2 separate regions of the Homo sapiens genome follow, and region 1 is linked to region 2. Evidence: chromatin loops called from intact Hi-C (ENCODE). Cell type or tissue: mammary epithelial cell. All regions are shown on one strand. Each heading gives the region's core, and the rest is flanking DNA. Links, peaks and the distances in the headings are about the cores only. Region 1 has its middle 36 kb from the start of ZFHX3-AS3. Region 2 overlaps ZFHX3 (zinc finger homeobox 3).

Evidence for each region. Hi-C counts contacts between places; a loop is a spot of excess contacts. Peaks named below come from ENCODE experiments on the same cell type or tissue, not always from the same donor. Only the 100,000 strongest peaks of a DNase experiment are listed, where the experiment ranks them.
Region 1: it touches region 2 in a loop (4-fold over the local background); 4 of 110 quality-filtered maps call a loop at or near these places.

What each region holds. Positions count from the first base shown.
Region 1 is chr16:73,193,622-73,199,001 of GRCh38, forward strand. It overlaps a transcript of ZFHX3 not described here. Among named protein-coding and RNA genes, the nearest start is that of ZFHX3-AS3, 36 kb to the right of the region's middle. RefSeq lists an enhancer at 3,044-3,545. In mammary epithelial cell, for the core only: a CTCF peak has its summit at 3,340 (motif pointing left); no DNase peak of the experiment used is centred there.
Region 2 is chr16:72,970,110-72,975,489 of GRCh38, forward strand. All of the region lies in intron 1 of ZFHX3 (zinc finger homeobox 3), which reads right to left. Among named protein-coding and RNA genes, the nearest start is that of ZFHX3, 75 kb to the right of the region's middle. In mammary epithelial cell, for the core only: no CTCF peak of the experiment used is centred there; a DNase peak (open chromatin) is centred at 2,972; H3K27ac peaks cover 412 bases.

The DNA.
Region 1 (5,380 bases), core at 281-5,280, 220 kb after region 2:
TTGTTTTGAAAGGGGACAACCCCTGTCTGGGAGGAGCCTTTAGTCAAGAGGCAGTACTGCATAGTGGTGAAGCAGTTTGTTAAACCCCACAGACTATGGGGCCAGACCCTGGTCATATTCTAACTCTGCCACTTTCCCTCCTATGTCCTTGGGAAGCCGCCTGCCTCTCTGTGTTTCAGCATCCTCAGCTGTACAGTGGGGATAATAGGAATTCCCATCTGATAAGGATTGTGTAAGTATGCACCACATGCTTAAACCATGCCCTGGCACATGGTATACACTCAAGATGTAGTGACAGTATAATCGTCATGAGTCAAATGTTTGTGGTCCATGCAGTGATGAAGCCTGATTCGTTTCTGAAAGACCTCGCTAGGACCCTCTAGTCCAGTGGGTTCTTAAGCTTCTGAGGGCCACGGCTTGTATGACAAATGTTATGAACTTTCTCTGCTGAAGAGTTAACATATGCCCCTAAACTTCACATATATCTTCAGGGTGTTCCAACCCATCCATGGAATTGCTGGGGTTCATAGACCCCGGTTTAGGAACTTCTTTTTTATTTTATTTTATTGCCTTCCTTTATTTTGTTTATTTATTTTGAGACAGGGTCTCATTTTGTCACCCAGGCTGGAGTGCAGTGGTGCGATCATGGCTCACTGCAGCCTCGACCTCCCAGGCTCAAGCAATCCTCCCACCACAGCCTCCAGAGTAGCTGGCACTATAGGCGTGCACCACCACCCCCAGCTAATTTTTGTATTTTCAGTACAGATGGGGTTTCACCATGTTATCCAGGCTGGTCTCAAACTCCTGGGCTCAAGTGATCCTCCCACCTTGGCCTCCCAAAGTGCTGGGATTACAGGCATGAGCCACTGCATCCAACCTTATTGCCTTCTTACTTGCTAGGTCACCAGGATCATCCAAGTACAGTTTTGGATATAGTAAGGAAAAGTATCTGGTATAATAAAATTATATTATGGTTACGTCAACTAGAGGTCCAAAAAAGAAAGAAAATGTATGATATAATTGAACCCAAGCTAGGCTTCATAAATCTTTTTCTTGAGTGGTATGCCTTTGATGCATGTCATTGCAATTTTTGTCCACACCCAATTCACACTGCTCTGAGAGAATCCTGGAGAAACTTTCTCTTTGCCTCTATTTCCATGGCAATTGTGAATAGCCAAGAGTCACTTTGTTAAGAATTCCTAATTCTGGAGAAATGGAAGGTCAAAGTCATGAACCTCTCAGTTAATAGTGGAAGTTTCCTTATTTTAAGTTTTATGAAGAACTCTCTTAAGTATGGTGTTTATAGGCTAGGGTTTGCAAGAACCTGAATCAAAAAACAAATAATAGCAAACATACCCTTCGCTAGGATTCTACCTGGATGACCTCATTATAATTTGGTAGGAATTAAGGGTTAGACCCACAAGAGTTTCATTTTCAGGTTAGACAGAAGCATATTTCAAGTCTCTCCAAATACCTACTTAACAAATACCACCTTTTGCATGTTCTTGATTTATTTCTCTACTTCTATACCATTGGCTTTGCAAAATTAATTTGCCACATGGAAATTTCTTAAATCACTTTCTCACCAAACCATGAATATGGTTTGGAAAAGGGAGAAGGGGAGGACCCTTTGTTTTTTCTATTAAGGGCTGATAACCCACAGGAAAAACTGATTTTTTCCGAAAAAATCAAATATCTGCATTTTCTTTTCTTAGGGAAACAAATACCTGTTTGGAAAATTAAGTACAGAGAAGATACAGAAATACTACAAAATATGGTTGTGTCTTTACTATTTTTTTTTTTTTTTTTTTTTTTGAGATGGAGTCTTGCTCTGTCACCCAGGCTGGACTGCAGTGGTGTGATCTGGGCTCACTACAACCTCCGCCACCTGGGTTCAAGTGATTCTTCTGCCTCAGCCTCCCGAGCAGCTGGGACTACAGGCATGCACCACCACACCCAGCTAGTTTTTGTATTTTTAGTAGAGACGGGGTTTCACCATATTGGCCAGGCTGGTCCTGAATTCCTGACCTTGTGATCCATCTGCCTTGGCCTTTCAAAGTGCTGGGATTACAGGCGTGAGCCACCACGCCTGGCCTGTGTCTTTACTATTATATCCAATTTAAGTGGCTAGAAAGCAAAAAAAATAGGACAGGTAAAGGTTGGTGAAGGGGAATCAGGAACGGCAGGAAGTGCTAGAGAGAGTGAGGGGCCTGACTGAACAGGTGGGAGAGAAGCGGTGGTTGCAGAAGAGATGGATTTGGGTCAGGCAGTTACACCAATGGTGCAGAGAGGAAAGATAATGTAGCAACCACTAGTTACCATCTTTATACGTGTATATCTTTGTATCTCCCTCATTGCCTAACACACATGCCGTGTACATATTAGGTACTCAGTAAGTTAATGAAACAGAAACAAAGAGAATGTGTAAAACACCAGAAGCTGTAAAATTAATTTTGACTTAGAAGTGTACTTTATCTAGGCTGTGATCTTACCATTATTATCAAGTGCCATCTGTTTCTCTTGAAATAGTTTTTTTTTTTTTTTGGAGGGGGGATGGGTGGGGGTTGGTGCAGTTTAATTGCTCTTCACAGGTCTTCAACTGCTTTAATTAATCCCAAGCTTCAGAAGCTCTACCCCGAATGGGATATCTAGAGCTTCCTCCTTGGGGTGGTGGGGAGGGCCAGATTTTCCTCAAGACTGCAATAGGAGTGCGCAGAAATCATATCACAGTGAGCTTGGGAGCTCCCTGTGGACTTGGGTTAGCAATTTCCCATCCTGATGGCTACGGACTTCGATACAGCCTAGTGACGCCATATTTGTAGATCATAGACAACTGCTTACATTTCTTCTCTGAAAAATAATTCTGAACTGGGGCTTGAAAACATAGAGTTGAGAAACAAAGGACAAGGGAAACATTAATTTTGTGCTTAACACTCAACAGTAGTGTCCATCCTGGCCAGAAAAAAAAAAAAAGTGTTCTCCTGGTTTGAGAGAATCTGGCTTTAGCAGAACATCTGAGTTGGAATCCCATGTAGCTATGGAATGAAAATGTGCCATATTTGAATGACTGGTCTGTCCACTCCTTATAATGACATCTAGCCCAAATAATAGACCCATACGTGTAGGTGGCACTTAAAAAATACCATTCACCAGAAGGAGGTTTTGAGAGGACTCTACCTCACTATTTCAGCCATGCTTGAAATAACTGCAAATGGTCCCATGCCACATGAAAGGCACTAAGTGGCATTCCTTGGATGAGCAGGGAGCCCAGGACTCTTGATGGTAGGCGTTCTGGAGGGCCATGGAGCTGGGACACTGGTATTGACATGGTGACCCCTAGTGTTTCCTGTTGGTAGCACGACTTGGAACACCACCAGCAACCCTGGCCTAAGTAGGGCGTCTTTACCATCTTCTGATGGAAGGAGTTATTGCCCACCATAATTGTTTATGTCTTTAAAACCATCATGTTAAACAATCCCCCCCTTCAACTTTAATGCATTTTTCTGCACAATATCCACTTCTAACCCCTGCTGAATAGAACTGAGTCTTGACACTGTTGTTTTCTTATAATGTGTGGCCTCCTGTCTAAGCATTTCAAAGATCAAGATATATCAATTCATTACTGTGGTTACAATGTCATAAACAATGGATAATGGCATCAATGGATGAATTGTTGGAGGAGGTGGGTATTGCTATATCCACGGCATGAGAGCGTGACTAGGAAGGATTTACTATGAGCACATGAAGTAGAGGACAAGCTAGCAAGGTGGATATGGTGATTGGTCCAAGTACCATGTCTGTTGTCTGTTGTATTTTTCATCTCAGTACCCTGCTCCAGACATTGTAGCAAATGATGAGTAAACATAAAGCAATTGGATTGTATATGCTCATGCAAGGAGGTGAGGAAAGTCAACTAAGCGGATAATTCAAACCACCTAAACCACTTCCCCATGACTTATCTGGATATTTCAGAGAAAAGTATTTTCTTTTTGGGATTTGATCATGTGTATTTCTACTAAACATGATAGATGTCTTCATTTCTAATGTTACATACTATAGGCAGACACAGCCTGAGGGTAAAAAACAATGATTACAACTCATTCATTCATTATCACAAACCTTACTTGACATAGACTAAGTGGGCTGGGAATGGGCTGGCCGTTGGTTCAAATCCCAGTGCTTTTCAGTTTATGGTTATTACCCTGTTTTATTTCAGGTATAAAAGATGCTTCTTGTCAGTGTTCCAAATGTACTTGGGTGTCGGTAAAGAAAAAGAAGATAAGTAGAGTATCTGATTTGGTGGTTTTTTTTTTTTTTTTTTTTTTTTTTTTTTTGAGATGGAGTATTGCTCTGTCGCCAAGGCTGGAGTGCAGTGGCACGATCTCGGCTCACTGCAACCTCTGCCTCCCAGGTTCAAGTGATTCTCCTGCCTCAGCCTCCTGAGTAGCTGGGACTACAGGCGCGTGCTGCCATGACCGGCTAATTTTTTGTATTTTTAGTAGAGGTGGGGTTTCACTGTGTTAGCCAGGATGGTCTCCATCTTCTGACCTAGTGATCCGCCCGCCTCAGGCTCCCAAAGTGTTAAGATTACAGGTGTGAGCCACCATGCCCAGCCCCTTATTTGGTGTTTGAAGAATCATGTCACCGTTATCACAAAGACTGTAAGTCTTTTAACTGCATGAATACCATTGGTTACTTTATTCTCTTCCATGCTGGTATCTTTTTTTTTTTTTTTTTGAAGTTTAACCCCATTGCTGGACATACCAGTGTTATGAAGAAGAAAATAAACTAAAAAATGCTTATTTTATGCAGAAAGGTATAATTCTGATTAATAGTAATAAATCAAAATAAATCGGTAGAATTTCTAAGACTCAAGTGAGAGCTTGGGGTTCTTCTCTAGCTTTCGTTGATTATCGAGAAACAAAGGCCAGAAACTGCATGTAAAACAAAGAGGCACAAAAGGCAAATGTAATCCCATCATTTAGATGAGTTCTTGGGTGACATCTTTGTGGTTTCCTTTTCCTATATCTAGACCTCCAGATTCAGTTGGTGGCTCATCCTCGCTACAGAAACTTCCTTAATATGCCAGAGGGACATGTTGGAAGCGAAGGGCTTCTGTCATCATTGGGAAGGGCAGAAACAAAAGGGGACTTTCACTCAGATGCAGGAGGGAAGCAAGTTCTCCCAGGCAAAGCCAACGGCACTGGATTCTTTCCCCCAACCTACTTGTTATATTCAAATACTTCAGACTCTCCTTTTTATAAAAAATCAGTTCTGCCTTCTCAAAGCAAACCATCAACATCAAAAACAATGACATTGGATGTCATTTTAAATGAAAAAGAAAAAGAAATAAACAGATTCAAATGTGAGCTCGGGGACT
Region 2 (5,380 bases), core at 245-5,244:
TCTGGTTACAGTGGAGTCGTGGAGGGCAACAGGAGAGAGTCGTGACAGCGGAGGCAGGTCTAGGAACCCAGTCTGTGTGTACTTAGAGGAATTAAAAAAGATTTTTTTTTTTTTTACTATATATGTAAACATACTCAGAGTTCAACCACCATGAATCAAAACCAAACCCATGAATATAATAATAAAAAGCAAGACAAACCAGCTATTATTTATGCTCTGCCTTGTTCTAAAAAGGGATTTGGGGCAATTTAAACAGCTATAGTAACTGTATCTCACACTTGAGTACGTAAGTCTCTACCCTGAGTCACGTGGAGGCCTTTCCACCATTTCCACAACAAGAAAGACAAGCATCGTGTGCCCATGACTGGCTTGACTGGTGCTCCTGACTTGGATTTAATTACCATAGAGCACGGATCCCCTCCCGGATTTGCAGCAGAACCTCCTTTCACCAAATACCATTGCTTTACCTGACTGTACCAACCCACCTCTCCTACCTTGCAAGCCCGCAGCTCACAACCCCAACCTTCACCCATCTTCTGGCACTTTCCCGGCTAAACCGGACACCTTCTGACACTAACCATAACCAACACTTATGTGTTTCCTTTGCCAGCACTCAAGGCTTTTTCATCTCCTCCCAATTTCCTCAAAGTCCCTCTCCAAGATCCTATTTCTACTCTCTCTCCACTCTTGCTATTGGGATTATAGGGCAAAAGCTAGGAGACAATGTAAAAACGTGCCATCTGGCCCATTACAGTTTCAATCTGGCATGTCATGATGTCAAATTTATGTTAAATCATGTCTTATGATTAAAGTTGTGGGAGTTCATTATTTTAAAAATTTGGATATGTACAAAAAGACTCAGCAGCTAAAGTTAAAATCACTGACAATTCCACCAGCTAGAGAACCACTGGTAGGTAGTTTTTCGGGCTTTTTTCCTCTGCACGTTTACAGATACAGATTTTCCTTACCTACCTCGGATCACGCTGCTGTTTATGTAGGCCGCCCTTTTAACCTAATTTAGTATGAAATTTTTCCTATGCCATTCAATATTCTTCATAAGTTAAAACTAATGGCTATATAGATACTATATCTTATACACATTGCATAATTTCCACCAAATGCTATTATTAGACATTTAAACAATTCCCAATATTTTGCTGTTCATTTTGCAATAAGGGCCCTTAAATCTTTGTACACATATAACAACAACAACAAAAACAACAAACCAAGTAGTAGCTCCATTACTGTCCACCTGGTTGAATCAAGCATGGTTTTGAGCACTATTTTTCTGAACATGTTGTTTTGTTTGATCCTTGCGGCAGCCCACTTTACAGGTGAGGAAACTGAGGCTTAGAGAGTTAAGTACCTTGCCCAAGCTGCATGCTAGTTTAGTCGGCCTTTGAAAGTAGGTAAGCCTCCCTTACCACTCTAAAACTAGGCTCTTACTCATGACGTTGTGTCTGTATTGCCTTAGGATGCATTTCTGGAAGTAGAGTTGCTGACTCAAATGCTAGGAACATTTAAGGCCCTCTGGAACGTGCCAAACTGTCCCCCAGGAAAGTCCTTTCCACTCCTGCTTGCACTGGTGTGTGAGCACCAGTTTTCCTGCACCCTCATCAACAGTGGGTATTTACTTTGTTATTTTTAAAAGTCCGTTTGACAGGCAAGAAATGGCATCTCATTTTAACTCACATTCTTTACTCATAAGACAGAACCCATCTATGGATATTTACTGGCAGTCTACATTTCTTTTGTGAACTGCCTATTAATTTTTTTTTTTTTTTTTTTTTTTTTGAGACGGAGTTTCACCCTGCTGCCCAGGTTGGAGTACAATGGGGCGATCTCAGCTCACTGCAACCTCCACCTCCTGCATTCAAGCGATTCTCCTGCCTCAGCCTCCCAAGCAACTGGGATTACAGGTGCAGGTGTGCACCATCACGGCCGGCTAATTTTTTGTAGTTTTAGTAGAGTCAGGGTTTCACCATGTTGGCCAGGCTGGTCTTGAACTCCTGACCTCAGGTGATCCACCCACCTCGGCCACCTAAAGTGCTGGGATTACAGGTGTGAGCATTCATGCCCGGCCTTGCCTGTTATTTCTATGGCAGGTGTGTGTTGTCCTTTTCTGAGTGAGTAATGAAAGGGTTTTGCAGAATTTGACTGGTGATCCCTCCCCCTTGAGTTCCTACCAGTCCACCATCCTATAAGCTCCTGGACAGGAGAGAGTCTGACCTACTTACACTGCCAGTTCAGAAGATGTTCTCTGTCCTTCAGATCTCAACTCCATCCAAAGAGTGGACTCTGTCCACTGCTTCATTTGCTCCACATCAATTTTCCTGTATTCAAGTGAAGTCCCCCTCCTTTATGTGATTATAAAGGGCCAAACTGCATCAATCATTTTCAAGCTTTCTTGTGCAGTGGAACCAACTATGCGGCACAATAAAAATACATATGGATGTCAAGCCCCAGCCCAGAGCACAAGACTAGCTCTCTGAAGGGCTGGGTATCTGCTCCGGGAGGGTGGGAAGGCACTATGTCGCCAAGATTTCTGTCCTCTGTCCAAAGTCATCGGTGTCCTCCTGGTCTTGGTCAATGGTTCCTCCTCCTCTACTTTAAGCTTCAATCTCCCCTGCATTCAAAACTGCTTCCCCCTCTACTCCTTGAAATCTTCCCCCACTTCACTTCTGACATATTCTGGCCCTCCTCCCACCTCTGTCATCTCTACATTGCCTGTCCTCTCCCCATTCCTACAGCTCTCCATGGGTACATTTTCCACTTATTCGATAAAATTCTTTTATCATTTCAACTCACAGACATCTCTCCTCCCTGTTCTCCTGTAGGTATTTAAGCGTCATTGTACTCTTCCCCCTTGGCTCTCTGCTCTTAACTCTGTACATCAGCTACCTTAACTACTTCTGCGGTTTCAATTACTGAAATTACGAGCTGACTCCCAAAGCAAAAATGTCCATTCCTGACTTGGCACTTGAATATGTGTCTCATACTTTCAGAAGACCAGAAGATGTCTGTACATGCCTAGTGTCCCACCAACCAAGACTCAGCATGGCTCAACATGTCCAAAGGACACTGCCCCCTCACTGTCGGCCCTGGTCTCTCTGGAAGGAACTTTTGGTGCCATCTTTGCAGAAAACAGAAAGGAAAGATCAGTCTGGCTTTCCCAATATCATGTTCATCCCCATCCTTCCCCATCCAAGAAACAACTACCAAAACACATTCAAACTGAAACTCTCCAGAGCGGTTTCAAATCACCCCAAGATCTACCACTAACACTACCATTCAATCACCTGTGTCGTTTCCCTCCAACTAGGATTCCTCCCCATCATCTCTGCATTCTGATGCATTATCAACTCTGTTCCCACAACCCCAGGCCCTTTGAATAGCCTTTCTCTTCCTCAACACTCATCCAAACCTGGGATATCCTTAAAGAAGCACAAGCTCAAGTTGTACTTGGCCAATAAAATCCTCGCCTATTGGCCAGGCATGGTGGCTCACACTTGTAATCCCAGCACTTTGGGAGGCCAAGGCGGGTGGATCATCTGAAGTCAGGAGTTCAAGACTAGCCTGGCCAACATGGAGAAACCCACTAAAAATACAAAAATTAGCCAGGCGTAGTGGTGGGCGCCTGTAATCCCAGTTACTTGGGGAGCTGAGGCATGAGAATTGCTGGAACCTGGGAGGTGGAGGTTGCAGTAAGCAGAGATCGAAATCACTGCACTCCAGCCTGGGCGACAGAGTAAGACTTTGTCTCCAAAAAAAAACTCTACTCGGAAGGAGAAAAAATCAGGTATGAACTACATGCAAGTGAACCCCTGGGTTCCCGCTTCCTGGGAAGGGCTATCAAAGCCGGGTTCACTAGTTTAATAGAAAGATGAGTCTACTATGGTTCCTAAGTTCCTATTAGGTAGCTCTTAGTCAGCAGAACACTAATTGGAACAGAAGTAAGTGCTATCATTCAAGGCTGCACAAACCCAAGAGAAATGAACTTGGTCAGATTCTTTGCACTTGGCAGTTTGGGGAATGCAGGCAGAAGCAGCCAGGAGCCTTAAGTTTTCTTTTATTCACATCGAATCTACCTGAGAACAAATGAAGAACATGGTACAGCTGCTTTTCTCTGGGCCTGTGGCAGCTAATTAGAGCACCTGGGAAACACCATTCAACGTTGCTGGACAGAGGTACGTCCTCGCAATGATTCCGCCAAATGGCACACACAGGACAATGGGGAAAACCTGTAAGGGTGAGGTGAGAGCTGGCCTTGGGCGAAGGAAAGTTTCCCACAGCAGTTATCTCCAAAATGACTCTGAAACAAGGAGTGTGTTTTCCTCTCGGCAGGAAGAAAACCACTCGGTGGGCTCACCATCGGCAGCTTGCTCTGGCACGAGGCTCCGGAACTGGCACCATGACAAAACAAACAAGGATTGCCCTTTGGAGGCTCACTGATAGGGCAACACACACACACACACACACACACACACACACACAGCCTCTCACCAACACGGGCACAGCGAGTTCTTCAGATATCCCTGGCCTGCTGGCATAAAGAGCTTTTCAAGCAGTGGGAAGCCAAAGGGACACTCAACAAAGCAGTAATGGCCACTGTAAGGTAGAGACATTGGTAAAGGCATGAAAAGGGGATGCCTACTGCAAAAGCAAAATCGTACACGGGGTCTTCCCCATGCCTTGACTGGGCACCCTCGAGAGACCCCTTTGGGATGTGCGTACTAAGCTTCCACCCAACTTCCTATCTGGTGGAGGCATGCTATGCACAGAGACCCCATCACTGAATTCCCTCCTAGATAACTCACTGCACTAGACTGAAGGCTTGAGAGGTTTATTTCATCATGAGTAGTCCTCAAATCCTAGAGGCCCAGAGAGTTGCTCCTATCTCGATTCTCTTTCTTAGGGTAAAGTGAACCGGCAGCAAGAACTACCACCAGGACGCAAGGGCTTTGAGACAGACTGAAGGGGGCATGGATTCTGCTGGCACTCTGAGTTTGTTTGAAAGACTTCCAAATTCCAAAGCTTAAAACCCTATCAGGGCCAGGTGTGGTGGCTCATACCTGTAATCCCAGCACTTTGGGAGGCCGAGGTGGGCGGATCACTGGAGGTCAGGAGTTCAAGACAAGCCTGGCCAACATAGTGAAACACCCTCTATACTAAAAATACAAAACTTAGCCGGGCATGGTGGCAGGCGCCTGTGATCCCAGCTAACTCAGGAGGCTGAGGCAGCAGAATCACTTGAACCCGGGAGGCAGAAGTTGCAGTGAGCTGATCGTGCCACTGCACTCCAGTCTGGAAGACAGAGTGAGACTCTGTCTCAAACAAAATAAAATACAATACAATCAGGAGAGAGGGGTGTACAGGGGGA